Linked DNA regions of Mus musculus: region 2 is linked to region 1. A link is a loop called in an ENCODE intact Hi-C map of the cell type or tissue named here. Cell type or tissue: left cerebral cortex. All regions are shown on one strand. Each heading gives the region's core, and the rest is flanking DNA. Links, peaks and the distances in the headings are about the cores only. Region 1 overlaps Wwtr1 (WW domain containing transcription regulator 1). Region 2 overlaps Pfn2 (profilin 2).

The links. A loop is a pair of places that touch in the nucleus more often than their neighbours do. Peaks named below come from ENCODE experiments on the same cell type or tissue, not always from the same donor. Only the 100,000 strongest peaks of a DNase experiment are listed, where the experiment ranks them.
Region 2: it touches region 1 in a loop (2.7-fold over the local background); 3 of 42 quality-filtered maps call a loop at or near these places.

Annotation. Positions count from the first base shown.
Region 1 is chr3:57,468,979-57,471,896 of GRCm38, forward strand. The region is part of intron 4 of Wwtr1 (WW domain containing transcription regulator 1); the gene reads right to left. Among named protein-coding and RNA genes, the nearest start is that of Tm4sf4, 45 kb to the left of the region's middle. In left cerebral cortex, for the core only: a CTCF peak has its summit at 1,407 (motif pointing right); DNase peaks (open chromatin) are centred at 1,447, 2,214 and 2,545; H3K4me3 peaks cover 464 bases; H3K27ac peaks cover 1,289 bases.
Region 2 is chr3:57,842,341-57,845,258 of GRCm38, forward strand. It overlaps Pfn2 (profilin 2), which reads right to left. Exons shown (of 3, transcript NM_019410.3): 2 at 2,834-2,918; 3 at 1-974. The coding sequence ends at 877. Among named protein-coding and RNA genes, the nearest start is that of Pfn2, 4.0 kb to the right of the region's middle. In left cerebral cortex, for the core only: a CTCF peak has its summit at 1,632 (motif pointing right); DNase peaks (open chromatin) are centred at 148, 400 and 1,723; H3K4me3 peaks cover 761 bases.

The DNA of each region.
Region 1 (2,918 bases), core at 274-2,773:
TAGGTTATACAGCCACAGTGATGTAAGTTAAAATAGCACCAAACCTGCCCAATCTAGGCCTATAGCTTGTAAATAAAATACCAGGATTGTGTGTCTTTTACACAGACTAGCTAGAATAGAAAAACACCAATTACAAGATTCTAGACAGACAATCACAAAGAATAGACAATGGACAGGCATTAGGATGTTCATCTAACCCCTATATTGCTGTTCTCTGGTCTTACATCCATCTCCAGGAACATCATTACTTCTGCAATTACTCCAGCTGACTTCCCTGCCATGCCATCAAGCCGTGTGTCAGGCGTTGGGCAGGTCTATCAGTGCTTTCACCAAGCCACACAATGCATGAGCATGACCACTGGAGAATATCGGGTCTTCGAGGAGTCAGGATATCACAAAACTCAAAGGCCTCGCAATGGCTCTTAAGCTACTAGTGAACTACAAGATCCCTCCAGTCACAGATTTGTGGCAGACAGAATGAAGAAATTTCTAGTTGTAATCAGGTAAGGTACTGGCTACTTCTCAGTTCTGTGGGCTATTTGCCAGTGGAATTCTCAAGAAGTAGTTAAGGATGCTGTTGAACCTGTCCTGAGCTTGGCATAACAGAAAGCAGTGATGCAATGCAGAGAAGAGGACTTTAAAATCACAAGAGTTCAAATCCCAGGTCAGTTACAATAGAGCTGTGAAATTTTAAACTAAATTCTTTTTTTAAATTATTTTTTTAATTTAAAGCTGGAGAGATGGCTCAGCAGTTAAGAGCACTGACTGCTCTTCCGAAGGTCCTGAGTTCAAATCCCAGCAACCACATGGTGGCTCACAATCATCTGTAATGAGATCTGACGCCCTCTTCTGGGGTGTCTGAACACAGCTATAGTGTACTTACATATAATAAATAAATAAATCTTTAAAAATTTTAATTTAAAAAATGCTATTTATTTATTTTTACATGTATGGGTTGGGGGGGTTGTTTGTTTGCCTGCAGGTATGTTTGTTCACCAAATGTGTGCAGTGCCTAAGCTATTCAAAAAAGAAGATGGGGGACCCCCTTGGAACTAGCATAAGAGCTGGTTTTAAACTACCATGTGAGTACTGAGGTCTGAACTCTGGGTCTTTGGACAAGCAGTCAGTGCTCTTAAACATCTCTGCAGCCCCTTGGACTAAATCCTTGACAGTTCATTTAAGATGCTTTATGAAGCATCTTGTTGGACATAGATCAAAGAACACAGTGAGACAAACAATAGAAGGTGTCATGGACGGCACAGAAAGATTTGCGAGGCAAAGAGACTTGACTAGACTTTGCAAAAAAAACATGTGAAGCCTGAACACAGGACTCCATTAACTTAGTTTACTGATGAGGAAACAGGGCCAGAGAGAGTTAAGTGGTTTTCCCAGAGCCCTGTAGCTAACAGCAGGTGGAGCCAGTGTCTAAATCCAGGCAGTTTGACCTCTGAGGCTATTCCGGTAATTTCCACAGACAGTACCAGGGAGAAGGCAGTGAGGACTGAAGTTGGCAGGCCTCAAATTCAAACCCTTTCACCTACTACTGGAGATGAAACTTGGGCAAGTTACTTCATTTCTCTGATCCTGTTTTCCCAGCTATAAAATGGAAATACCAACCCCATGACCTCATTCAGCTTGTTTAGAAGAGAACTTAACGAACCAGCCTATTCAACAGCACTGAGCACAGTTTTTCCTCCCCGAGCCGGGAGGAAGATGGGATTGGAAATGTTTTATGATCCTTTTCGATGTATATGGGTGGAGCTAGTATCCCGGGAATTCACACCACATTTAGCAAAGTTTTAAGGTTCGGTTTTAAAGGCCAGTCTCAGAAAGTTCTGAAAAGCTGCAGCCCTCCCTCCTCCTGCCCCCAACATTTCTTCACATACAAGCTGGGAATGGAAACCCTTTGTAAAACAGAGTCTTTGGAGTGAGTTACTGGTAATCTGTTAGCTCCCTTAAACAACAAAACCAAACGTCATTTATGGATTCAAAAGGCACCCTCCTAGGGCTGAGAAGCTGTGCGGTGGACGCAGAGGATAATGAAAGGCAGAGACAATTTGTGAGTTAAGAAGTTCTGGAAGCTTCCTCCCCTCTAGTTCCCCCACTGGCCTGCAGCTCTGTGGAATAAATCAACAGAAGAAGCTAGAAAGTAAAAGGCAATGGAGAGCGGGGCCTGGCTCCGAGTGAGTGTTTTTGGCTCGCAGGGCACCTCCCACCAGCCAGCTCCTGCCTCGGCTGGAATGTACTTCAAAGGGAGCTAACTGAATGATAATAACCTCTTCTGAGGGTGCTCAGCTTGATTTAAGTGTGTAGCCGGGATTCTACAAAAATGGAAGACCGAATTGTTTTAATTATGAAGGGTGGGGCGAGTAGAAACAAATGAAATGAAAGCGGTATTTTAAAATCCCACCGTTAAAGCGGCTATTTCAGTGCAGAGGTGCAGCTCACTCTTTCTTTCTCAAAGCCACGGAGACTGCAGAGGCAGACTGCCTGGGAAGAGGGGGGGTGGGGGGGGATCTGGTGTCAATCTCTTTTGTTGAAAGCCTGTACCAATCGATTCTAGAAATTCACTGCCACATTTCCTGGAGTGTCTCTTTGAAACACCTCGCACACACTCAGCTGCCAGACTGGCTCTAGAAAAGTGCAGATTCGAAACTCTGATACTTTGGAGGAAACATTTGTTGAGTCTGTAATTATTATCCAAAGCCTGTTATCGCCTAAGAATCACTTGAAGGAAGGAAAAATGTAGATATACTTCTGACTTAAACAAAAATGTAAAGTAGATTTTTTGAAATGGAATACTTCCTCATGCCTCTGTGATCTCATTTTCCTTAGTACAAAATAAGCCTCCAGTTTAAAACAATGACCAATTTGTTTTCGAAAGGACTTTTTATTATGAACATATTTATTTAAAGGGA
Region 2 (2,918 bases), core at 110-2,609, 370 kb after region 1:
CAGCCTTTACATTTTCTCAAGAGCACAGCTGGTGTGCAAGAAAAGACAGGTCTGAGCTACTGCAATGACAGAATGTCCCTGGGAATTTGATCGGTATGGTTACTGCAGTAAGGTCGTGGGAGGAAGTGCCTTTGCTCTCCAAGCTGCACGCTTCATGTCCTATAGACACTACAAATAGTCTGTCCCAAGTGCAGTCACTGTATTAAAAAGTAAAACACTGCAACTCTCAATAGCTCATCAACAGAGGAGGTATTAATTAGTTAAATAAACCAGGCACTACACAGAAGAGAATGGAAGCAGACCAAACACCTCGTGTTGGTAGGGAGGGGTGAGAAAGGTGTGACGTACAGAGGCATGCACTTTTTCCTCCCAACCATGCGCTACAAAAGGAAGACTAGATGAGCCAAGGAAATGCTCCAAAGTGCTGAAAAGACACTGATCGAGTTAGAGACTGTACACCGGCACCTTGCTTACTATTAACCTATTTTAGTAATCAGTAATCCACTAACTGCTAAGACGAAGTGATGCCCAACTTGGCATGCCCCCTTCCCCCAGTTTCAAGATATCATGCAAATCATTATTGTGCTGCAATTATGATGCCAGATAAAGGTTGGTTACAGACCTCTTCAGGTATAAAGCGAGTTCATATGTTTTCTTGTTAATTGTGCCTGCGTGGACACCTTCCTTTCCCATGACTATAACCAATGCTGGAGTACACAAGGAAACAAAACAAAAATGAACACAATTATTTAAGGGGAAGGGGCAGAAAGAAAGACACCTTTCCCCACCAACAGAGGGATACAAAGGAGACTTAAGCTTACAGCTAGGAAAATTTAAGAGCAATTTTCCCCTAATACTTAACAGTCTGCCTAGCAGCTAGAACCCAGAGTCTCTCAAGTATTTTGCCATTGAGTATGCCTTCTTATTCAATCCGCCTCCATGGACCCCTTCTTTTCCCATTACAAAGACCAAGACTGAAAGAAAAAGGAGAAAAGTGTTTCAAAAGGAGTGTTAATCAAGAAATCACGTAAGTTTAAGCAGATAGATTAATAAATTAACATTAAGTTAGTTTCCATGAACTGTTAAACACTGAAATCCATTATGTCTCCAGAATGGAGAGCCTTCAGGCTAGTAAATAAACTAAAAACAGCACACTACTGGATGCATGTAGGAAACCCCACTGTACAGCAGCTAATTTCCATAAAGGGATCTTTATGAGAGCTAGGAGGAAAGTGACAGTTTACCTTGCATCCTAGGAGAAACAGTCTGGCTGATATCATGCTATTCATCTCCTACAACATACTTTAAAAACTTTCATATTTTTCATTTACAAACTCTCCCCAAATGTAACATGCATGATAAATACAAGCTATTGTCCTATACGTGTGACTATAAATGAGAGACATGTCTATTACTTCCAGAGGAAAATGAAAACCAAATTTAAGCAGAAATGTTACTGCCAGTCACAAAACTCTACACTAGTGATATCTGTCTTATACAGATACTTCCCTTTGCTAATTCTTTCCAGTCTAAAAAAAATAAAAAAAACCACAAAACCTGTTTACTACTTCTAGCACCTAATTTGTGAACTGAACTATATGTACAGGTGTGTTTCAAATATACTTATTGCCACTAGGTGTCAGCAGTGTTCTATGGTTAAAAAAAAAGTTTCAATTCATTTGGCTTCAAATGTTGATTTTTTTTTAAAAGATGCATATTTGTGTTTTTGTCATGCATATATACATACTGCATGTGTGACTGGTGTCCTTGGAGTCCAGAAGAGGGCATTGGAGCCCCCAGGACTGTAGCTACACAGCTGTAAGCTGCTGCAGGGTGGGTGCTGGGAACAGAACCTCAGTCATGGCTATTATGCACTAAGACATTTTTCCAGCCCTTCAGCAGATGCATGTTTTTTTCAACCCTAGCATCTTACGTATCTAGAAGCAGCAAAAACTTAAGATTTGTCTGTTTTAAAGTTATCTTGTTTTGTGTGATTTGTTTCTGAAACAAACCACACCTCAGACACCCACAGCATTAAATGATAGCTCACTGTAGGCTCTTGTGATTTCACACTATAGAACTGTTCTAGGTGCTAACTTTGCCAAATGAGGCAGTTATACAGGTTAGTACATGTATGTATTTGTGTGTCGGTGAGATGTCAGAGTAAACATCAATGTCAAAGGTTCTCTATGGAATATGACAGTTCCTTATGCCATATTGAAACCAGAACTTTTATTATCAAGTCTGGAAACTGGTACCAGAGTTTGTGGGCCAAGTTCTTAAACTGCGAGTAGTTTCCTACTTTTCAAACTGATATCTCGTTCTTTGGAAGTATTTCAGCAAATGGAACATGTACTCTAAAACTTTGGCCTATCCCTCTTCTTCAGAAATGTTCCTGGCAAAAAATAAAACAATGTGATCTTTTTTTCCTTCCTTTCTTTTCTTTTCTAATGATGAGCAGAGAATTGATTTCAAATCTCAGCAAACATCAAAGGAAAGATCTCCAAGTAAAGACTAATTAGACACAAAGATAACTAAGTGACTGGCACAGACTAACAACCATCTATCCCACAGCATCGTAACGCGTTGGACTGAGGCACCTTTTCATTTTTAGGTTTACCAAAGCTGTCATAATTTAGAGTAGTCAGATGAGGCTGCATATGCACCACTCTAAAGTAGACAGGCTGAAAGCAGTGCCACCTTTCAGTGCTGAGCAGTTCACAAAAACCACCTTAATAGCCATTATGAACCAATTTTCAATTTAAACCATTAAAGAAACCCTAGTTGTAATATGACATGCAACTTTTAAGGAGAAAAAAAAAAGCCTACTCACCTCTCCCGGCCCTGCCAACAGCAACGTTGTATGTTGGCTCCCCACCTTGACTCTTTGTCCGGATGTCCATTGTGCAGTCACCATC